2 separate regions of the Homo sapiens genome follow, and region 2 is linked to region 1. The links are chromatin loops, found by intact Hi-C in ENCODE. Cell type or tissue: Caco-2. All regions are shown on one strand. Each heading gives the region's core, and the rest is flanking DNA. Links, peaks and the distances in the headings are about the cores only.

The links. A loop is a pair of places that touch in the nucleus more often than their neighbours do. Peaks named below come from ENCODE experiments on the same cell type or tissue, not always from the same donor. Only the 100,000 strongest peaks of a DNase experiment are listed, where the experiment ranks them.
Region 2: a loop joins it to region 1, with 5 times the contacts of the local background. A loop is called at or near these places in 6 of 110 quality-filtered maps.

Annotation. Positions count from the first base shown.
Region 1 is chr20:22,396,992-22,409,489 of GRCh38, forward strand. It overlaps LOC284788 (a long non-coding RNA gene), which reads right to left. Exons shown (of 3, transcript NR_027090.1): 2 at 4,335-4,471; 3 at 3,342-4,120. Among named protein-coding and RNA genes, the nearest start is that of LINC01427, 120 kb to the left of the region's middle. RefSeq lists enhancers at 4,884-8,171, 6,801-6,910 and a silencer at 8,920-9,214. In Caco-2, for the core only: no CTCF peak of the experiment used is centred there; DNase peaks (open chromatin) are centred at 6,230 and 7,090; H3K4me3 peaks cover 1,405 bases.
Region 2 is chr20:22,334,690-22,347,187 of GRCh38, forward strand. It overlaps the pseudogene BBLNP1. Among named protein-coding and RNA genes, the nearest start is that of LINC01427, 58 kb to the left of the region's middle. In Caco-2, for the core only: a CTCF peak has its summit at 4,623 (motif pointing right); a DNase peak (open chromatin) is centred at 4,612.

The DNA of each region.
Region 1 (12,498 bases), core at 2,476-10,475:
AGAGAAAAATTATCAAAAAGTACATGCTGTCGTTCATTTAGCCAACACATTGAGTGCTGAACTTAATTATACAAATAATAATAGCTTATGTGTATATGTAAAGAAAACACAGAACAGACATAAGGATAAAAACAAATATTACCTTTAAGTGTTGAATATTATAATGAAGATGATGGAAATCATCCATCATCTCACTATTGTTTACTTTAATAAACAGTAAGACTTTGGAAATCAGAAAGTAATAAGGAAGTTAGAAGGTGTCATGCTTTACCACATCATACGTTTTAAAACATGCCATGCTCTTTCAACATGTCATGCTATATTGTCATGCTTTTCCCCATAAGTTATAATATGTCATGCTTTTTATTTTGCAAAATCCTTTCTCCTAAGAGTTTAATAATAATGATACAATGGGATGGCAAAATGGTTCCAGCTGCTTTTTTTTTTTCCTTTTCTTTTTTTAACCAATTGCCCCAGGCCAGTTTAAGAGCTTTGATACATGATCAGAGTTTCAGCCACAGCTTCCCGGCTGGTTCAGAAACAGCAGAAGGAAGAATTTAAAGTGCAAGTAGTGGCTTCAGAGTTTCTTGGCCTCTGAGTCTCCCAGTCACTCTGCACCCTCCAAATCAAGACTCTCCCAAGTTTCTCTGTCACATGGTGCATTTGAGAGAAATGTAGAAGTGGGACTCACTGAAACTGAGGCTGGATCCTGGAATCATGCCTTATGAGTTGCTTACAAGCTTTGTTCCCTCCTTTTTAGTGTTCTCACACCTTGTTAAAACATCAAGTGCAGGTTCTCAATACTGCAAGAGAAGAGCCATCTTCCCAAGCGATTCAACAGCAAAACATTTAGATTTCCTCCCACAAATAAATGTCTTGTTCTATTATGTGCCAGTATAGGAATTATGGGACATGATCATTCAGCACCAAATTTACCTTAGATATTACAGTGATGTGTAAGATATGGCTTTTGTTGACAAAGGATTTATTATTTATTGTGTCAACAGGTCTTCCCAATGCTCCCATGAAAAAAACTTCCCGTGACTTCCTTTCACCTCAAATTACAGCTCCCTGGGTTTCTCCTCCAACACCACCCTTCTGCACTCACTATTTCTACTTTCTGAGCAGCTATTGTTCCACAATTTGTCAGTTGGACTTCTGTACCATTCTCCATCAACAATCTACTGAAAGTGGTCTGGTAAAGGTTGACAGCAATCCAAGTTGTGAGGTCCATCAACTTCTCCATCATCCCACTGTCTGAAACACTCTCTCTGTCAATCACCTTCTACCTGCAGAAAACGTTCTGTTTCCTGACCAGTGACTTAGATTTGCACAGTGATCAAGCTTTCAATGCTTGTCTTTTCTTGTTCCTTGGTCTTTCTCATGTAGACTTACCAGTTCCCTTAACCTTCAACTATCTTCTCATATTCACGACTCCTAAATTTGTGTTTCCAGCTCATCTCTCTCCTGGACTAATACAAATATGAAATAGCTTCCTGATCCTCATCAATTCTCTATTCTTATCCACACCCTCATTCCTTACCTATTGCTGAAGTCATCACCATTACCCTCTAACTCATATTCCTATCTCTGGCCTTATGCCTATCCATCCCTTTCCTTTAAAATTATATTTCTATGTCAGATATGGTTAGCGCCTTTAAGGGTCCAAATGGAAACTTGGAGCATATAAGAAATAGAGTGCAGCTCTCCCTTCGCACTCTTGACTAAAATCTTCAGGAAAACTGTCATGATCTATATGAAAATCCACAATGCCTCTGAATATGAAGCATCCCTCCCCTGGAGTCATGCAATATCCAACCTTCATGGCCATATGCGGGGGTTCTGGTTCTGTTAGTAGGATCCCACATCAGAATAACCAGGTTGACAGAACACATATATGCCATTTAATTATAATACTTTAGATCATCCACATTTCCGACAAATGGTCTTTTGGCTCCTGCACCAACATCTTCAACAACTGGGAACTCTTTCTGAAAGTGTATCTCTTCTTTACAGAGTTCAGAAACTGAACTTGCTGCCTTCTTGAAGCTTTTCTTTATTGACAAGTTTTTAAATATTTTAAGAATATTCGGAACAAGAAAGCAGAATAACACAGTGATTAAAGGTACAACCTTTGATGATCAACAGATCTGTGTTGGAATACTTTCACTATTTACTAAATGATCTTAGACGAATTCCTCAATTGCTCTATTGCTTTGTTTTTTAATCTGCAAAATGGGGATAATATCATTACCCATCTTCTCCCTTTTAGGGTTCTGAGGATTAAATGAAGTAATGCTGGTAGTGATACACAGCACCCAGTCCATAGCAGGGGCTTGGTAAGGCTGGATACCTGCCCTGGCTAAGTGGGTTTTTCATATTTTCTTCCACCTTTCTCTATATTCTGTAATTATTGGCTCTTCCCAAGTCCTGCCCATATTCCTCTATATGTGGTCCTTGGAAATGAGGTATCTAGGCTTGAATGAGGCCTTCAGATGTGATCTTCAGGTCTCAGAATGGTAAACTTACTCCAACTTGCATCTGAGGCTTAATAGTATTCATGCAATCCAGAATCTTGCTAGGTGTTTGGAGAACCACACAATCCCTTCAACCTACAACAATGCTGCAAAGGGAGAAGCTTCCAGGTGCTTTCCCTGGACCTGAAGGTTTGCTGAATCATGGATCCTCAAGCTTGCGTTCGTGCGTTTGTGCTGGGATCCAGCACAGAACCTAACATTGGGTTCTGTTAAATATCTTATCACTTTTCTTCTAAAGAAACTTTGGAGACTCTTCATGACCTACAGAATAAAATCTAAACTTAGAAAACTTGTTGTCTGATTTCCCTGCTCTGCAGCAGGGATTCCCAGAGGTAAGTGGATGCCCCTTGCACTTCCAAGCCCACTGTTAATGACATGCATGGTTGTGCCACTTGTGGTCTGGCTAATTGCATATATTCGCCTCTCTCCTAGACTGTGAGCTCCACAAGAAATTTTGTTCTCCCTTGTGGGCCACGATGCCTAGTACAGCATAGATAACCAACAAATATTTACCAATTTTAAGTCAGGATTTGATCCTGACACCTGCTCCCTTCACCTGGGTGGAATCGGTTGGAGATGGCCCATGGCCTGCTTGGAGTTCACGTTCATGTTGCTTTCCATGGTTCCTCAGGGGCCTATGCAATTCTTTTTGAAAGCTCATTTTGGCTCCATAACACTCTAGATGTCAGGTTTTGCTTCCTTTTGTTTTTTTTCTCTAACAGCTTCATTGAGATTTGATTCATATACCATAACATTTACCTGTTTAAAGTGTACCACTCAGTGGTTTTAGTGTATTCACAGACTCATGCAACCATCACCATACCAATTTTAGAACATTTTAATCACCCCACAAAGAAACCCCATGGAGGGGGCAGGCATTCCCCATTCCTGCCCTCCACCCCCACCCCAAGCCCCTGGCAACCACTAGGTGCCTCCTCCAAGCAGTTCATATAAATAGACATACAGTACATGTGCTTTTGTGACTGGTTTCTTTCACTGAACATACTGTTGAGAATCAGCCATGGTGTGGTATACATCAGTTCTTTGCTCCTTTTGACTGCTGGGTAATATCCCCTTGTATGGATGGACACGCCACATGTTTTGATCCATTCGTCAGTGGATGAACACATGGGTTGTTTCTACTTTTTCTGGCTATCACTTTCAGTGCTGTCTGGATATAGTCCAATGAGGGTCACAGGAGAACAAGTAGAGGGTGATTTTTAAACGTGAGTAAATGATGCACACAGAGGTGCGTTTTAGGCCAGTGATGGTGCATAGTTTGCAGCATGCACACTGCCAGGCCCATACCCTCTTCTGGGTTCTCAAATCCCTTTTCTATGAAGATTATTTCTTCCCTTCTTAGTTAATTTCCTTAGATTCGATAGGCATCAATAGTGTGCTGTGGACGAATTCCGCCTTCTGAAAGCTCTGTAACTGGGACTCTATGAACAACTCGGGTGCAGAGAAGGATGAGCCTGTTGAGTGTGCAGGATCCTTTACTCAGCCTTGAGCCTCTCTATTCACTGGCATTTTACAGTCACTTCAGGCTGGAAGCCATGCTGTGTGCGGTACTCCCAGTTCACCTGTATGTGAACACAGGACACTGAGGAAAAGCATTTCAACAGCCTGACTTCCTCAGATACATACAACCTCTCCTCCCACCCCACACAAACTTGATTTTACTCTCCTTCCAGTGAGGGCAACATGTCAATCTCTTTTCAAACCCCACGTGGAAAGCCTGGCTACAGTTTTGGTAACAATGAGGTACTTTCTTCTCATTTATGTTAGCACTCTTACCTGCTTAGCCTCAAAAACCCCCAGTATAACCTTGCCTGAAGAAGTCGCTAAGGATGCTGGCATTATTTGTAAATCGATTGCAAATGGTACTCAGATATGAAGTTCTTCTGCGGTCTTCGTTAAAGCTTTGTATTATTCTATGTGAATATAAATAGATAATTATTTACTTAAAAAATATTTTGTGGGCTATAAAGGTAAATGCATAAACAGGTCCTACAAGAATATTCTTTATTTTTGTAATTAAAACTATTCATTTCTGCCAAATTTTCTTCACCTTTTATTTCATTCAGAATATTATTATTATTATTATTTGCTCTACTGTGGGCAAAGTTTCTAGAATAGCTCAAATTAAAAATATGTATATACTCCCTCACCCCCTTACTCTATTTATGCCATCAACTTTTCTCCATAAAAGAATCTCATTTTATGCTTTCATTTTCCACATTGAACTTTTGGGTACAAGAAAGTGGGGGTGAAATATGAGTTCAGATGCCTGCAATTGTCTTGGAATATTTTTCTGCACACTCAAAAGCCTCCATTATGAACAAAGTCTGATGTTCGTTCACCCAGTGATGAATGCTGACTTAGCCTGAGAAAAAACTAATTAAAAATGTTGTGGAAAATGCAAACGTGGTTGATTTAAACAGCCAAAAGGAATTATCCTCTTGCAGTGTAAACTACCTATGGAGTGTTAAAGTTCTTGGAATCAATTAGTTTCTAGAAACCAAACAAATGATGATCTTACTCTTGTCCCCAAATGATAAAACAAAGGTTTGGTAAAAGAATACTATACATTACAGTTTTAACATTGGCGTTTAAAATTTTCTGTTTGTTTTTATTTTCTAATTTTTAGATAACTAAAGCCTAAAACTACAGCTAAATAGGATGTTTTAATTCACGCTAATTACCATAAAATTCATGAGGTAGGATTTTTTTTCTTAACCTTTCTTATTCACCTACTCCTTGCTCCAGAATTTCATTTTGGAGTTTATCAGAACAAAATTCTTTCGCTGCGCTCTCCAGTCCTGTTTGCTGAGTTCCGCAGGGTTTGCTGACAAGTTCTACTTGAGTAAATTGTATTTAGACAACCGTATATTTCATTTAGGCCTTTTGCAATGACTGGGCCAAGGTCAGTTTTATATTCTCCTGAAATCATAAAGTGACACTTGAGATAAACAGAATGTTTACTCTCTCCATGTGAGCTGAGGCTGATATGTAAATTTATCCTTATTCTTTCATCAAATTTGCATTTGCCCTCTTAGCCAAACACTACAGACTTCCAAATCAAACAGTTTTGATGATGGTCAACTCTTTATGACCGATGGCCATATCAGAGAAAAAGAAACAGCCATTTAGATTAAAATGAAAAGCACAGTGCAACATAACTCTCCTCTCTAGGTTAGTGGTAATTGGATGAACTTTCATACAAGAGGTGTTTTGATGCTTCGCTGCTTACCAGTAATTACCACGGGCTTCCGGCTTTGTGTGTGCCTGTGATGTACCCTTTATCTGTGACGAACACACCATACTCACCTATCATCATTTTTTTTCCGGTCAAATAAACCAAGTACCTCTAAATAGATTCTTTATATTAAAGAAGGAGAAAAGAAAGGAAGGCGTAACAGAAAGACTTGATCCTCTCCTCAAATGAATACATTTGCTAACTCTAGCAAGAATAAGACACAATAAATAATGACAATACACAAGGTAGAAGATGAAAATCAGAACTCTAGATTTTGTAGACTGTTGTCTTCCTATGAGGTTATTCTGTTTTCCAGTGTGTGCGCTCTACAGAGGTGACTTGTCGCCCAGGGCAAGGAGGTGTGTCACTCGCTTACTCCAAGGTGAGCTGGAATCTGTTAGGTAAAAAGCTCCCAGTGCCCAAACAGCCTCGGGCCCGGTGAAAAAAGCCACTCCCAGCAGCTTAAATCTCTCTGATGCAGTTAAACAAGAGGCAGCCTCTGAGAACGTGAGGGATAAAATTAGTACCTGTGTTTGCTTTCCATTCTTTTTGAACAAAAGGAGCTATTTCTGTGTTCTGAGTTTGCAGAACACAGAGGGGATTAAGCAATGGGACCACACAACTCATTCCTTTCAGGTTGGGGGCTGGGTTAAACACTCAGCATAGCTCCCCGGGAGCGGTAGCGCCCACTAGGTTTTATTCCCTCCTGAAAGTTGTGCTATCGGGGTCTTGCTCAGGGGAAATAGAGCTCCACAGCCCTGCTTGTGTTTTGTTTCGGCACCAAATGCAATGCTAGCAAGTTCAAAGCAAACGGTCTGCGAGACAGGCTGCACAAAGAAGAAAAAAGTGGCATTCTTTCAGGAGCTCCTGGATTCTGCTTCCTGTAAGGAATAAAAAATGAAGACTGTTGGCGCTGAGCCTTGCTAGGTTACTGAAGATCTCCCACTTGGAATGTCAGACACATCAGTAAACGACTTGATCCAGAAACAGAACTAACGTAATTCACGCCATTGATACAACAGGACGAGTGTCTCTACCCAACTTCAGTGCTTGTCTTATGAAGAAGAAGACCAAGAAAAAGAAAGAAAGGAAAAGAGAAAGCAAAGAGGCAAGGGAGTGTGGGGGAAGGCAGAGAACACAGTTTCCTTTTCAGTGTGGCTGTCAAATGGCGATCTAATTGTGGCCGGGCTGCAGGAGAGCAGATAGCTTTTCTGAAGCCCGCAAGTATTTCTGCCATTCACCAGGCCGAAGGATGCCACACACAGTCTGTTTGTTCAACATAAGCAAACAGATTGTAAACTGGCTGATAATTTTTGTACTGACAATGTCATTTACAGCTGTCAGCCTTTCGTCTGCCTTGTTTGCTTTATTCAAATATGAACCAAGTGGACCTCCCTTCCAGCGCTTTCTTCTGCATTAAAATCACATCCATTCCCTTCCAAGCTGTCTTATCTAAAATTCATTGGAGGCCAATCAGTTGGCTGAATGCTTTGTTGTTTCCATGGAGGCAAGAAGTCTAGTGTGGACTTTCGGGGATTAGGAAGTTTCAGATTTACAGCCTTGAAGTGCGTGTTTCTTTCAGTTAGCTTCTTTTGATTGCAAAGAGGCAGGACATTTAAATATAATTTTATGTCTGAACCAGGAAGCAGTGCTTTAAAAACGTAATCATTCTGGTTTGTGGCTCCCTCTTGCCAGCACTTGGCCTTACTTCTTCTGGTTTAGTCCTTGGAATGTGCCACCCTCGCAGCATGGATTGGCATTCTTCCTCTGCCCCTAGGTCATGACGGCTCCTTGGCCAGCGGGCACTGCTCAACTGCACCTCTTCTCTAAAATCCTGGCTTTGATCCTGCAGCCTGTCAGGGTGTCACCCACAAATCTTGAAGCCTCCTCTGTTGTGAGTGGAGGTTGCAATACCTTCTGTTAAATAATTCACATCGGACTGGCTGTCTGGTGGCAGGCAGGCAGCTGCAGATATTGCCACTTTGCTCAGAGAGTACAGGCACAGTCTCCTTAAAAAAATAAGCCAGTGGCAAAGTTGCCTACTTCCCTGCACCTGGTGCTGGTGAGAGTTCCTAATTCCAGGATGTGCTTAACTCTGAACTTCAGCCTCATATTTTAAGGGCAACATCAAGAAAAAAGTGATGTTTGTTCCTGGGGATGGGGAGCCTTGCTGCATTCTTGGGAAAAGAGTGTTCTTTTGGCAAACGTGATTTCTGGTCTCTTACTCAAACAAGGAATATCTTAAAATCATCCATGATGTATTGGGCAATTCATTACTTACACTGAAGGCTTTAAAACATAACATCACTGGTACTCTGATTTGACTTTTGACTGTGGCAATTTGTTTAAGTTTGTTTCCCAATGCTTAAAACGGCATAAAGTTAATCAACCTCAGTAAGTGAATATTGAGAATATATTATATGTAACAATAAATTCATCACAAAAACTTTTATATATTTGGGATAATTTCAAGTTGCATCCCAACTGAAATTTGCTGTTTTTTTCTTTAGATTTATTGCAACCAATCTCAAATATTTGTTTAGTATCAACTCTTAGCTTAGAATACATAAATCCTACTACAGGTACCAAATGAATATTACTCATGAAGTCATTTGAGAAAAGTTTGAGGTAGTGTCCAATCTCATGCTAGGTGGAATTTGGTAGAAAGTATGTATTTTTTAAAAGTTTCAGAGAAAAGAAGACTCAATAGAGGTTGCCACATGGGGGAATATTCATTCTATCTATTTAGTCAACATAAGAAGCATACAATACTATGAGGAAGCTGGTAATTTTATGTGATAACAAGCTGTGCTATTATAGAATAGAATGTATTAGTTGCACTTATGTGAACTAATGTGTTGTATGGACTGTGATCTGGTACATAGGCCTGCCTATTCTTTGTTTCGTTTTGTTTTGTTTTGTTTTGTTTGAGACAGTCTCCCTCTGTTACCCAGGCTGGAGGGCAGTAACACGATCTTGGCTCACTGCAAACTCTGCCTCCTGGGTTCAAGCGATTCTCCTGCCTCAGCCTCCTGAGTACCTGGGATTACAGGTGCCCATCACCACACCTGGCTAATTTTTGTATTTTAGTAGAGACAGGGTTTCATCATGTTGGCCAGGCTGGTCTCGAACTCCTGAGCTCAGGTGATCTGCCAGCCTTGGCCTTCCAAAGTGCTGGGACTACAGACTATCTGTTCTTTAATATAGAATGTTATTAACGGTCTGGAGTCCCCATGGTTACAATGTGTCCTGCTCTCTTGGAAGGCCACGCAATTTGCTACAGCTGAGACCTTGTTTCCCTATGACTTCAAAGAAGACCTTCTTGTTGTAAAACAAAGCATTAGTCTTTGCTTTTTATCTTTAAGACTTTAATCCTACTCTGGTGTATGTAGGGATATTTAGCTGTCAATATCCTGTTTTTTATGTTCTATTGAAATTATAATCATTTTAATATGTCAATTAAAATAAAATTGATCTACTTACTAAATTTTTATGCAATTTAGATGCTATATAGTTGATCAGTCACTAAAGTATTTATCTGAACCTATCCCCTACCATATAAAAAATTACAGCACCCTTTGTGTGCAATTCCAAAAAGCAAGAAGCTCTGAATACTGAAATTTTAACATGACATGAACTGTACTGAGAATATGTAAAATCTTTTATTCTGCATGCATTTGCTGCAGAAATATTTGTGTTTAATTATGAGATTGCTCCCCTAGACCCCACTGGGTATTTTATTAAACACATGGAATATTGTTCATCTTATCTTTAAAAATCTTTAAGTTGCTGGATTCTGAACACTTTCAGACCCAAGGGTTTTGGACAGCATAGCACATACCTGTCTAAGGTGTGTTTCATGGTGACTCTATGAGAAGCAGATTAACACTCACACAAACTATTAAGACTTGTGGCTGAAAGGACTCTGCTGTGAACAGACAGGAAGAAAATTGTAATTAGAAAAGGAAACTAAAACTTTGATCATATATGAGAATATAGAGGAGAGGAATTGGAGAAACAAGTTGTTGGTACAGCAGTCTGTAAAGCCAGGACAGCTGACAGCATCAATTTGATGTTTGGCGAACAATAGGTGGAGAGAAGACAAAGAGTTCTAAAGAAAGATAAAGCACATGAGAGAAAATGGAAATAAATGTGTCATCTGAATGAGGTATATTTTCTCCTTCTTTGCACAGATATTGCAACTCTTCTACAAGTTTGAAGTTACATCAAAACAATTTTTTAAAAAGTCAATAAAACCCCAAAGGAAGCATCAAAGAAAGTGAAGCACTCACAGAAAAACAAAGAACCTTCTTTGACGTTTTCTCCCTTTTCCTTTCAAGTGGCTAAAGTGGAAATGAGCAATCAGAAATGCAGTGGAATAAGAGAGAATGTAAGAATAAAGAAAAATGGGTGGAGAAAAAGAAAGAGAAGAGAGAAGGGGAGTATATCTGAAAACCATGTTTTGATGTTGTCTAACTCTTCAATAGTAGCTTACCGAACATCCCCTATTGTGGGGCTCTGGACACATATCTTAATTTTTGTGTGCCTCAGTTTCTTCATCTGTAAAATGGGAGTGACATGGAATCCATCTCACTGGATTGCCATGAAAAGTAAATAAATAGAGATTCCAAAGGAAGTCTCACAAGCACTCAGCAGATATTTGCCACATTTGCTATTGTGATGTTTATTGGCATTATTCCTACTGTGTGCCAGGGCGGTGGGCCACGATTTTCTCATTCATTACCCTCTTTTTACTTACAACAATGCTCTGAGGTAGATACTAATATTGTTCCCACTTTACAGATGGAGAAACTAAGGCTTAGAGAGCTTAACCAACGCAGGACAAATATGTGAGGACTTGCTTGGAATGAAAACACATCTAGGATTACAGGGATGGAGGAACAAGGTCTGAGGGAAGGCTCAGCCACAATAACCACAGGAGGAGACTGCAGCAGGGAGGAGCTGCTGGGGCATCACATGTACATGGTAGTGCAGGGGGCCTCCAAGGAGCCACATGAGGGGCAGGTGAGCAGGTAAGCTGGGCAGTCCTCCCTCTTCCTCCTGTGCTAAGCAATCCCAGAGGATACTTGCCTCAGCCTGATAGTGGTACGGTAGTGCCCTCTTATGCTTGAGGAATACATTCCAAGACCCCACTGGTTGCCTGCTACTGTAGATAGTACCACACCCTATGTACACTAAATAACTAAGCCGACTAGTAAGTGACTGATGGATGGTGGTGTCTACAGTGTGGAGATGCTGGACAAAGGGATGATTTATGTCCTGTGCAAGACAAAGTGGGGCAGTGAGGAATTTCATCATGCTACTCAGAATGGCGCACAAGTTAGCATTTATGAAGTGTTTATTTCTAGAATTTTCCATTTAATATTTTCAGACTGTGGTTGACCACAGGTAATGGAAATGGCAGAAAGTAAAATCATGAATAAGGAGGGACTACTATATTCTGGTAAATGTCTAACAAATGGCTCTCTGGCAAAAAGTGTGTGTGTGCGTGTTTGTTACAGATATCTAGAAGAAAATATGGGAGAAAAGTTCCTTGACATTGGTCTTAGCAATGTTTTTTTTTTTTAATATGACACCAAAAGCACAAGCTACAAAAGCAAAAATAAGCGAGCAGGACGACATCAAACTAAAAAGCTTCTACACAGCAAAAGAAACAATCAACAAAACAAAAGGCAGCCTATGAAATGGGAGGAAATATTTGCAAACCATAAATCTGATAAGGTATTAATATCCAAAATATATAAGGAACTTACACAACTCAATAGCAAAATAACCAAATAACTCAATTAAAAATGAGTAGGTATTTTTCCAAAGAAGACATATAAATGGCCAAGTGCATGAAAAGGTGAGCAACATCATTAATCATCAGGGAAGTGACAATCAAAACCATAATGAGTTATCACTTCACACCTCAGGATGGCTATTATCAAAAAGACAAGAAATAACAAGTGTTGGCGAGAGTGTGAAGAAAAGAGAGCCTTTGTGGTTGGTTGGAATGCAGACTGGTGCTGCAGTATGAAAAACTGTATGGAGATTCCTCAAAAATTTAAAACTAGAATTATCATATGATCCAGCAATTCCTTTTTGGGTAATATATCCAAGGGAAACAAAATCAGAATCTTGAAGAATTATCTGCACCCTCATGTTTATTCCAGCATCATTCACAATAAGCAAGACATGGAAACAATCTAAGTGTCCACTGACAAGAGATCAATGAATAAAGAAAATGTAGAATACAATGGAATACTATTTAGCCCTTAAAAAGACAGAATTCTTGCCATTTGTGACAAAATGGATGAACCTGGAGGACATTATGCCTAGTGAAATAAGCCAGACACAGAAAGGCAAATACAGCATAATCTCACTAATACATGGCATCTAAAAAAGTCTGACTCATAGAAACAGAGTAGTGGTGATTAAAGGCTGGGAAGTGAGAGACATAGGGAGACTTTGGTCAAAGGGCACAAGGTTTCAGTCATAAGATGAAGAAGTTCTATAGATCTAATGCATAATTGGAGAATGTATTGATAACTTGGAATTTTACGAGAGCAGATTTTAAGGATTAACACACATACACACACACACACACAAATAGTAACGAGTAGTAGTGGACGTGCTAGTTAATTTGACTGTGGTAATCATTATGCAATGTATATGTATATCACGTCATCTCATAGTATA
Region 2 (12,498 bases), core at 1,426-9,425, 63 kb before region 1:
CTGTTAGAGTGCATCGGTCACCAGGCATTTCATGCCACACTAGGGCTGTCAGGAGTCCAATATCTAAACCAAGTGATGCCTGATCTGAAATAAGAGAACACTCTGAGTGGTCCTAATTTCACCAGAAGTACCATGTCAATGGTTATAAGTAAACTATTCATGTCGTCGGTGGCCTGGAAAACATTTAGAAACCTTCATGACCTTAATTCTTCTTAGCTCTTTACCATTTTTATAGACTTTCACTTGCAAATCTCATCTTATCTCATAAAATATACATGCGATGATATTTAAATTAAAGGAATTTATCACAATTAAATGACTAATTTCATATCTGGCCCAATACTTACTGTTCCTTTGCTATCTTTCAGAGGCTTGAGTTAGTTTACTTTAAAAGACTGTGTGGGGCCAGGCGCAGTGGCTCACACATGTAATCCCAGTACTTTGGGAGGCCAAGGCAGGCGAATTACTTGAGGTTGGGAGTTCGAGACCAGCCTGGCCAACATAGTGAAACCCTGTCTCTACTAAAAATACAAAAATTAGCTGGGCGTGGTGGTGGGCACCTGTAATCCCAGGTACTCTGGAGGCTGAGGCAGGAGAATCCCTTGAACCCGGGAGATGGAGGTTGCAGTGAGCCCAACCTGGGCAATACAGCGAGACTCAGTCTCAAAAAAAAAAAAAAAAAAAAAAAGACCACGTGCTCTCCTTCCAACAGCACAGTCTTTTTGAAATATCTGAAGCATGACCATGTGATGTAAGCAGACATCACTGAGCTGTTTCCAGACATCAATTTTTTGGTATTGAGCCTCAACAAACCTTTCTCTCATCCACCTGGTGCTGAGAAGTTATCCAAGAGCTAAGACAGAGCTCTCATTGGGGTCCTTGTGCACTTTTCAGAAATGAAAACAGATCTCAGAAAAGTCCATTCCAACCATATTCTGCTATCAATGGTATGTCTGTCCTGTCATGGTCTTATATTTCTCCCTCCAGTCTGAACAAATGTTACCAGTTTCAGAGTTTTTAGAATTCTTACCAGATAATAATTTCTCCAGCCCTCTGGGTTTAGAAAACAATACTTGAGGTAAGCTGTTTCTGATCTCCTGCTAATCTCAGATAATTGCTTTTGGGTTTCATGGGGAATCTGAAATTCTCTATGCCAGATTCACTGAATGGGTCTATGGGAAAGGGGCTTTTGGGAGACTTTTCACCTCTACTAACAAATCTGTCTTTAGCAGAGGTTCTATTGCAAAAGTGTCCTTTCTACCAACTGCCAGCTTGTTGTAAGAATCAAATACTACTAATAGGAACTCTAGATATTCTTAATCAAGTCCCCAGCTTCCTCCCTCCCTCCCTGCCTCTCTCTGTCCCTCCCTTCCTCCCTCCTTTCATTTTTTCTTTCCTTCCTTCTTTTTTTCTGTTTCCCTGACTTTGCTTCCTCTTTCTCTCTCTTTCTCCTTTGTCCTTCCTCCCTGTATTTTTTTCTTCCTTTATTTATTTATTTCTTAATTTTTACTTCTTAAATTGTTTAATAACCTTCTGGGAAACCCCCAGAACCTGGCTGTCAAGTACAGCTCTCTTGTTGGGTGGGTTTGAGTGGGAAAAGATATTTCTGAGCTTGACCTTGCAGTTCCTAGGAGAGAATATCAGGATTATGTTGGTCCCGCTGAGACTGCGGAACCTCAGGTAAAGTCTCCAGATGCTCTGCCAGTTTCCATTGAATTCTCTGACTTTCAACTTGGTAGTTAGTTCTTAGAGCTTACATTAAACTTAGACGTCACAACCTCAAGCCAAGAGTTCTGGGGGCCAGGCCTTTCTGACAAGTTGTGAATAAGCTGTACTTTCTGGAATAAGGACAGAGGCACCAGAACTCTAATGCACAAAGCTCATTGTAGAAAAGGCTACACATCCTAGGCCCACACGACCTTGTTTGGAAGTGCAAACCCAGCTACTCCACAGGCTGTAGCATTCTCTTGGACATGGATGGGTACACATTCTGGAATGGTTCCTCAAACCTCCATTTTACAAAACTAAAGCTACCATCAAGGGTTCTATTGGCCAAGTCGTGTAAATTGTTCCTGGAGGCTTTGCTTTCTGGGGAAATTCAGATCCATCACTGCCCCTATCTTTGGGCTTCAGAATGTTTCCACCTATTTGAATCTATTCCCATCTGTGTGCTCACTGCCTGGACAGTGTGGAGGTTTGGGGGACTGTGTGTCTCCAGGTTGGCTATAAGTTAACCTAGAATTTAATTTGGGTCTTTGGATGTCTCTTTAGAGTAAAACTTCGTGGATAATTATGAAAGTCAAAGATCCTTGAAATGCCTGCTCTTCCTTTGCAGCCTGGTTGGTTAGATAGACTCCAAAGGAGAAAATTAATTTTGAGGAATAACAACCAAAACTTAGAATGTGACTTTGCTCTTCTAATCCTTATAGAAAATATGTAAGATGTGGACTATTACTGATCCCCACTTGACAGAGAAGAAACTAAACCTTGGAGAGGTTTGGCAAATTTCCCAAGGTCATGAACCTGGTAAGTCACAGCAACAGGATCCACCATGAGGGTCATCTCGTGGCCTGTCCTATAAAGGCCATTCATTTGCAGGAAAGGTCTAGGAAGGCAAGGAAACCAATGTTTGCCAGGGCTTACTGTGAGTTAGATATGTCTACTCTTGAACATGCAGAAACACCAGAAAAGACTATTGATCCAGCAAAGCGAAATTTGTTTCACCTGCTGCATTTGCGGAGGGCAGTTGGGGGAGCCTCTGAGCATAGGGTCTCAGAACGGGGAAGTCAGGAAAGGATGTTTACTGGGTTTTAGTGAGAAGGCGGTAGTAATTTTTAAGGTCGATTTTGGAAGGTGGGAAGCCACTGGGTTTGGGCAGAGTTTCTGACCAACTATAGATTGGTAGCACAGCAAGATGAAGGAAGTGAAATGAACTAGTGTTAGTCTTGATAAGGAAACAATGTAATTGGTGCAGAGTCTTAATTTCAGGAGAAATTCCTGGATGTGATTTTTGCTTGTTCTCAGCATTGCAGGTAAGTCATTTTTGCTTGTTCTCCATATTGTTTACCAAGGCCATCTGCTTTCAGTTCTCAGGCACTAGGGGCAGACCAGTAGCTAGAAACAGACAAGATTCCTGCTCTCAAGGAGCCATGTCCCTGTTAGGTAGCCACTGTTCTTATTAGACAGTGTAGAAAAGAACGGGAGATGAATAATGATATTCCAATTTCCACACATAAGTGAAAGCTGGGTCTGGGATTTGAAGTTGAGACTTAAATTTTGGTTCTTTGAACTCCTAGCCTCTGCAATGGTAACACTCAGTCAAGAACATTCTCCACTCCATTCTTCTCTGCTCTCCCAGTAAAATACCCAGAGCAGGGTCATCACAGAGGGAAGACCAGGACTCTTGGGATCTCACAGAGATACTTGACCCCATGCTCATAGCAGCATTATTCACAATAGCCAAGGTATAGTAGAAAGAGCCTAAATCCCATCTGTGATGCATGGATAAAAAGAATGTGGTATACACTTACAGTGGAGTATTATTCAACCTCCAAAAAGGAAGATAATTCTGTAATCTGTGACAACATGGATGGAGCTGGAGGACATTATGTTAAGTGAAATCAGCCAGGCACAGAAAGACAAATATCACGTGATCTCACTTATACATGGAATCCAAAATAGTGAAACTGTAAAAGTCAAGGGTGTAATGGTGGTTTCCAGGGGCTGCGGGGGGAAGCAGAGGTGTTGATCAAAGGTGGAAAGTTTCAGCCAGGCGAGAGGAGTAGGTTCTGGAGACTGTGGTGCAGGATAGTGCCAACAGCTAATGATGCAGTATTGCATTCCTAAGATTCTCTAAGAGGGTAGAGCTTATATGACGCGTTCTTATAATAATAATAATAGGGGTGAGAAGAAACTTCGAGAGGTCTAGACATTTAATTATGTATAGCTTTATACATATTAATTTTACCTCAATAAAGTGATTTTTGAAAAAGAAAAGAAAATCCTCCTTGTGGAAATTTACAGAGGATGATTCCAGAAAGATACTATATCATAGACTATCAATCATTTGGCTTATCTCTCAAGCTCTTATAAACAGTAGGAATATTAATGGACTTTATTAACCTATAGGTCAATGAATTTTAATTTATTTAATTATCTTTAAATTTTCCTTGACAGGAGGAGAAAATAAGTAGGGCTTATTGAACAATAAAGAACATTTATTTTATATCAAAGTATAGGTCCCTATGCAGCCTTTATTTTATCTTTAATATTCAGAAGTGAATCCACAATGGCTTTCCTTCTTACTTATATGGCAACCAAAACTGTATGACATGGCAAAATATCACAAAACAGAAGCTAGAAGTTGAAGCTGTAATAAAAACTACCAGAATATGTGAATAATCTGATTTTTTAAATGGAATGACAGCACCTATGGTGTGGCTTTTCTTGCTAAACAGAGACACATTTTTATCCCTACAAATGGTGTCATGTATTTTTTTTCAGTCAGTTGTGTCATATTCTGGCTTCATACTTTTTTCCATGCTCATTTAAGGCCATGGAGTTGTCTAATACCTGTTAAGATCTTGGATAGTTTTGACCACCAGGAGGCGTGTTAGACCAGCAAATTGACACTTCGTCACTAGCGTCCATCCTTGAACACTTCGGAAGATTAAAGGTTAAAGATGAACGTGAGCCTCACTGAAAGTGATTGTAGAGAGATAAAGAGAAGGATTATAATTTTCAAAAGAAACTCTGAGGGTTTTTTTGTTTTGTTTTGCTTTTCAATTCAGCTCAAACCAAATGGTTGCTTTTTTTCCGTTTTTGTAAACTTGCGTCATGTACCTGTGAATTTCGGGCAGGGGCTGAGGTGTGGGGAGCTCTGCTGAAACTTTAAAGCAGAGTCGTGATTCTCTGCCCCCCTCCATTACAAAAGGCAGGCAATAATGTAAATAGAACGTTAGACAGGCTGTGGTTTGTGCTCAGCTGCTCAGGGTTTGCAGGACTGCTGCTTCCAGGAATCTAGCTTTCTCCAGGCTCAGCCTCAATTCAAGTAAGGCTGGACTGGCAGGACTAAATAGAAACTTACCCACTTTTGTTACCTCTTTTCTGAGTCCAGCAGGGAGGCAATCTTAGATCGTAGAAATTACTGCCCTACAGAAATGCCGATGTCCAGAGAGAAAGTGGCATGTCTAGTGCTGTTAATTTCACTACTGCTTTGTGTTATCGCTTTAATAAGATAGGGACTTATCCCAGCGGGGGCTGGGAGTAATGCCATTATTAAATGATTTTCTCTTGGCTCCAAACCCACCTTTCTATATCCTGCCTTGTGATGCCAGCACTGGGACTCTGCAAACTGCAGTTGGGCTTGGCCAGATGCTCCTGGCAAGGGGACGCTAGAGTGAGGCCGCAAATCTGGAGGGAGAGGGGCCCGACCGTTCCTCCTGAGGACTTCCTCCTCCTCCCAGCATCTCTCCAGCAAGGCCGCTTCCACCCAGCAGTGGCAGTTCCTTCCCACTGTTGCAGCTGAATCATGTTTGTAGTTTTCCAAAACTCACAAAACCAGCCCTATCATGCCCTCTTAGAGACTTCAGCTTACCCTTGCATAACTCCAAGTCCAAAGCCTGTGCAAAACAGTTCAGCTGACTTGGAAGGGAGATTGGCAGTTTCTTACAAAAGTAATCATATTGTTACCCTGTGAAGCAGCAGGCAGGCTCTTTGATATTTGCCCAGATAAGTTGAAAACTTGTGTCTCTACAAAAAAACTACATGAGAATGTTTATGCCAACTTTATTCATAATTGCCAAAATTTGGATACAACCAAGATGTCCTTCAACAGCGAGTGGATAAACAGACTGTAGTACATCCAGACGATGGAATATTATTCAGTAATAAAAAGAAAAAGCTAACCAGCCACAGAAAAAGACATAGAGGAACCTTAAACGCATATTGATAAAGAAAGAAGTCAATCTGAAAAGGCTGCATACTGTATGATTTCAACGATATGACATTCTGGAAAAGCCAAATCTATGGAGAAGTAAAAAGAGTAGTGTTTGTCAGAGGTTCAGCTGGGGTGGGGTTGTTGGGGATGAGTAGAGGGAGGGATGAATAGGTACAGGAGAGACAATTTTTTAATTTTTATTTTTTTAAGACGGGGTCTTATTCTGTCACCCAAGCTGAAGCATGATCATAGCTCACTGCAGCCTTGAACTATGGGACTCAAGGGATCTCCCATTGCAGCCTCCAGAATAGCTGAGACCACAGGCACACACCACCACACAAGCTTAGCACAGGAGATTTTTAGGGCAGTTAAAAGTATTCTGTATGGTACCCTATGGTGGATGCATGTCATTATGCATTTGTCAAAACCCATAGGATGTACCCAAGAGTGAACCCTAATGTGAACTCTGGACTTAACTATGGACTTTAATGAATAATAACATAACAATATTGGCTCATCAATTATAACAAATGTACCACATCATTGCAAGATGGTAATAATAAGGGGAGTGGGGGGGTGCAGGAGCATATGGGAACTTGATACCATCTACTCAATTTTCCAAAAACCTAAAACTGCTCTAAAAATAGTCTATTAATTAATTATTTAAGAACTCAAAGAAACAAAAGCCTTGGCAGTGTTTTTTACATTGATCAGTTATGTGCCCCACCATGGCTGGTCCAGGCCTGAGTCTCTCTTGCTCCACTCTTAGCATCTCCTGTGTGTATTTCGTCAAACCCATGTCAACTGTGTGGGCCACTCTCTGAACTCCTCCCTCTCCATGAGCTCCCAGGATTTTCTAGTTCCCTGGAGTCCCTTTTTAGGTCTTCTGGCAACAAAGCTGGAATTTTAGTTACTTGGTTCTGTGTGTACTTCAGCAACTGCATCTGCATCGAGTGCCGAGGGATAAAAGTAACAGACAAAAAAAAAAAATCACCAGCAGTTTCAGCACTTTAAGTTCCAGTCCTCTTCTATGAGTCACTTTTCAGAGTCCTCACAGCTGCCCTGTGCCTTATGTTCAGGTTTTATAGCGACATCCGCTGAGCAAGATGAGTGGCATGTGCTTATCCCATTATACGTGGGACCAGGACTTCTTATTATTTAGATATTCACATGACCAGTGCCAAATGGATATATCGGCTATAACATAAAGTGACCTGCACCTCTCAAAAATGCCAAGGTCAAATCAGACAAAAACTACTGAGGAGTTGTCCAAAATTAAAGCAGACCGAAGAGACGGAGCATAGCTCTAAAGTATATCACTGGAGAAACTGGCAACATTTAAATACAGTCTGTGGATTGAAAGTATTGTATCCAAGTTAAATGTGCCGATTTGGGTAACTGTTATGGTTATGGAAAGGGATATCCTGTTCTTTGGAAATAGACACCAAAATATATATTAGGCAGAGGGGATGCTATCTTTAGCTCACTTTCAAATGGTTCAAAATGCACATACACATACACTCTCTCTCACATACATATGCATGCACACGCGCACACACACACACACCTGCACATGCATGCAAGCTGAGGGGTGTAGAAGAAGGAACAATCCTAAAGGGACTGCTATTCCTAACCTGACCCTGTCCTAGGCCACCAGCACACAGCACCCAACCAGCATTCAACCTTCCGACTGGACATGGACACCCTCTAGTTGCCTCAATGGCTCAGGGCACATGCGGAGGGCTGGCTGGGCCCAGCTGACAAGAATTCATATATTTGGTGAACTTCCTTAGAGTGAAATAGACAGGCTCACAAGCTTGTTCCGTGAGATACACACACACACACACACACACACACACACACTCCCCACTCAATGAGTCGTTAGAATGGAGAAGCACATGTTTAAAATCCATAAAACAAGACATAGAACAACAGAGTAGCTTGATGGTGAACTCGGCATCTTTGTGGCTGTGTTCATGTGGCATTCATTCATTCATTCATTCATTCGATAAATGTTTACTGAGCTACCACTTGCAAGGAAGTGCTGACAATAGTCCTGTAAAAAAGACACTTTCTCTGCACTCCTTAAAATGACAATCTTTTGGTGGAGAATTATTAGCAGGGTTTATTGGGCCCCACCTGGGGAACTCAGGTAGAAATAAGAGGACAGTTTTGCAGAGGGCTGCAAGTCTCCCAGTGCTGCACAGAGGAAAAAGCTTGAGAACTTCAGTTGAATATTGTCAGGCTAACACCACGCTTGTCCCTGGAGACCTGGGACCACAAGACAGAAAGAAGGCTATTAGGTCTTAGGGACTCTACCCTGCTAAGGAGTTTGGACGTTTTGTTTTTGGTGTTTTGTTTTGTTTTGTTTTGTTTTGTTTTGTTTTGTTTTGACAGAGTCTTTCTCTGTTGCCCAGGCTAGAGTGCAGTGGCACGATCTCGGCTCACTGCAAAGTCTGCCTCCCAGGTTCAAGCAATTCTCCTGCCTCAGCCTCCTGAGCGGCTGGGATTACAGGCGTCCGCCACCGTGCCCGACTAATTTTTGTATTTTTTAGTAGAGACGGAGTTTCACCATCTTGGCCAGGCTGGTCTCGAATTCCTGACCTCCTGATCCACCCACCTCGGCTTCTCAAAGTGCTAGAATTACAGGCGTGAGCCACCGCTCTCGGCCGGAGTTTGGACTTTTGATAGGACACCCGATGCAATTGATTGATGTGTGTGTGTGTGTGTGTGTGTGTGTGTGTGTGTGTGTGTGTGAGATCCATTGAATGTGGACGCTCAAGGCCTGGACAGAGTAGGAAGTGCACAGAAGGCTGAGCAGGCAGGCACGTGGGTGGGACTCAGGCCCACCTCTGGCCCCAGAAGGGGATGCCAGGCGGTGGGGACCAGCTTAGACAGGCAAAGGGGACTGTGGGAAGGTGTGGGAAGCTGTCCCAGGCTGCAGACCCACCAGGGTACCCTGAAGGCTGGCCCTGGAGAAGGTATTTAAGCCAAGAGGTGAGTGCCCAAGCCGGAGCCTGGCCCAGGGGACACGGTTGGGCCTGTTTCGGGGCACCCGGAACCTAGGGACTGGCATGGCCGGGACCTCCCGGAGCTGCTGCTGGAACTCAAGGCGCCTCTTCCGGTTGGACTTCAGCGGCTACTGGAGGCAGGCGTGGAGGGGGTCGTTCTCCTGCCGGTGGTCCAGACAGAAGTTGACCTGGTCCAGGATGTGATGGCAGCATATTCTGCTTCCCGGAAGCCGTCGCCCTTGCCTTGGTCTCCCGCTGTCCCCGCACGCCCACGTTCCGCATGGGACCTGACTCAGGCACCAGGAGGGCCCCGCGACGAAGGAGCGCGGCGACCTTCGCTCTGAAAGCGGGAGCCGGGTGGGGGCATTGGGGGTGGTCAGGGAGGATCGCAGATGCGTTTTAGACAATAAGACAACAGACAGTGGCGATTCCCAACCCTGGCTGCACAATAGAATGAGGGCCTTTTGGGGTCTCAAACTGATCTAAGAGTAAAGTCTAATAATTTTTAAAAATCACCCTAGGCCAGTGGTTCTGAAAATATGGTCCAGAGACCCTCGAGGCCCTAAGGATCCTTTTCAGAGGTCCATAAATTCAAAACTATTTTCCTAATACTGTGCTCCTGAGAAATGACTTGCTTTATTCACTAGTGTACTCGGGATTTCCAGAGGCGAGGGCACATGGGATGTTCCAGCAGATCAAAAGCAGAGGCAGACACGAAATTCCAGGTGTCTTGTTAAGCCAGTCTTTAAATAGAAGGCAAGCAGGTGAAATTCTTTCCGCCCAGCTTCTGTTTTGGAAAAGTATAGTATGTTTCATAAAACTGTTCATTTATGTTACATAAGTATTATTTTATTTATTTATTTATTTATTTATTTATTTGAGATGGAGTCTCTCTCTGTCGCCCAGGCTGGAGTGCAGTGGTGCGATCTTGGCTCACTGCAACCTCTGCCTGGGTTCAAGTGATTCTCTTGTGTCAGCCTTCCGAGTAACTGGGATTACAGGCAAGCCCCACCACGCTCCGCTAATTTTTGTATTTTTGGTAGACACGGGGTTTCACCATGTTGGCCAGGCTGGTCTCGAACTCTTGACCTCAAGTAATCCGCTGGCCTCTGACTCCCAATGTGCTGGGATTACAGGCTTAAGTCAAGGCACTGGGCCGATTAATGCATAAGCATTTTTAAATCTCAGTTATATTTTCTAATACATTAACTATCAGTAGATAAGCCCACACAAACCAAATCTCTTTACATTGTCAATAATTTTAAAAGTATAAGGGGATCCTGAGACCCCAAAGTTTGAGAACCTCTGTCTAGACATTAATACTAAAAGATAAAGAGTAGCCTTAAGAGTTACCTAACAAGGGATTCAAGGAGGGTTTTTTAAATTATTCATTTACAGAAGCTGGGGCCAGGATGGACCCTGAATGTACAAGTAGGTCAGATCCACAAAGGCCACATTTGCAGCTGCCTGGTCTCCCCTTCGTCCTTCCTCATCAATTCCCATCCACCAGAAGCTTGGATTTGGCATAAAATATTGATCCCCTAATTCTGAATCTCATCCTACAGACCTTGTTTCTTGCACAAGCTGAGTTCACCATAAATACAGAGCAGGGGAGTTCCTTTGAAAGTGGCAGATTGTTAAGAACTGCTTTGGAAAGCTGATCATAACTCTTGCCTCTTGTTACCTAGATTAACTTTCCTGCATGGTTTGCGGGTTCTCTATGGCTATTTCTCTCTTTCTTACAGTTTAATAAAGGATTGGGTTGAGCCATATAAAATGATCATTTTTGCAGGAAAAAAATAACTGGATATCGGCAATTTTATATGATGTAACCTAATACATTGCATGGCATTGTCACATTGTATTTTATTTAACCCAGGCAAGAAATGTGCTTTGCACCCTTGAGTATATGCAAGAACAGCTACCAAAAACAGTTATTCTGAAAATGGCAAGATGTCTTAAAAAGGATAGAAGCCCTTGCTTCTTGGCCTTATTCAGGGACCTTGCTGCTGGTGTGTAGTTGAACATGAGAGCAAAGCAGGGTCTACTGATTCCAAAGTCTGTGCTGTCAGACCATGGTGGCTAGACATTGAAGTAACCAGCAATTTATTAACTAGCACATCTCTGTACTCCATTGTGATGCTAACCTCCATTTCTCATGTGAATCATTGCAGGATTCTTAGAGTATATTCTCAGGTCTAGGAAAACTTAGATTACACCCTTTATGACTCCTGTAAACAATGTATTATATTGCGAGTTGGTAATATGTACTATTTAACTCAAAGTTTTTGTCATCTGAAAAATGCAGGTAATAATAATATCTACCTAAATGTGTGCAATAATTTAAAGGAAGTTCTTGGTTTATACTAGGCGTGGCCTTGGGGCTCAGTAAATACTATTTTCTCCCTTTCACCACCAAAAATGCATATACACTCATGTGTATGTACAAATTCACGCAACACACACTCTCATGCAAGAACACCCTTGCACATACAAGGATACTCGCTCATACATACATGCTCACACAGTGCTAGTATGCATGAACACTAGTATATGCTGGGGGCAAACACGAATGATAGTGGTAACCTCTTATCCCACTGTGTCTCCATGAAAGCTTTAAAGGGACCACTGTGGAACAGAAGGAGCATAAATCCAGAACTCGGAAGCATCTTCTTATTCTTCTCCTTTGTTCTTTGGTGCATTATGTTTGTTGTAAAATCCCTAGGCCTCTCAACCAGGTTTTCTCATCTGCAAGATGAAGGCATGGAAGATGATAGCAGCTTCCTGCAATTTGAAAGTCATTTTTTGACAAATGTGATCAACATCTTTTGTGTCTGGAGGCACAAGTTCAGACCCCAACTACATCCCATGGGAGTTCACTGATTTGAAGCACTGCTTCCTCCTCTCTTACAGTAAGTATGGGCAGCCCGATAGGTCTTTGTGATAATTAAATGAAATATAAGAACACCCCTACCCACTCTGTGAGGATCTGTGATCTCAGCTATGTCCAGCAGGACAGATGACACCCGGTCCTTCATGTGACAAGATCCTATTTCTCCCACACTTCTCTCTCCCAGAGTCCCAGGCAGAGCCCCACTCCCATGCCTTGACAGTGAAGCAGAAAATTTTCCTGCCTCCTTTGAATGAACTTAACACTATGTTCACACATCATATAAGGAAAAAAAAAGGAAAGAAACCCCTCACACCCACTCTGGTACACCTTGGTGTTTGCCATTATTAGAACAGCAAACGAAATACTATTGATTCAGAGGGTTTGTGGTTTACCGACCTAGTGCAGTTAAGTTCCTCTTCCTACCCCCATGACTCATGAATACACATCAAATCCTAAATAGTTTATTTACCGTTTGAACAGTTTTTTGCTTCTTGTCCTATTTCCCTCTGGACAGACAACCCAAAACGCTTTCTTTACCCACAGAAACAAATTTAAAAACAAGAAATACAGTTCTAGGAATAAAGAAAGATGTAAGAACGTTAATTTTATGACAAAAGAAACCTCATTAGAGAGTCTTATAGGAAAAAATATCTGAG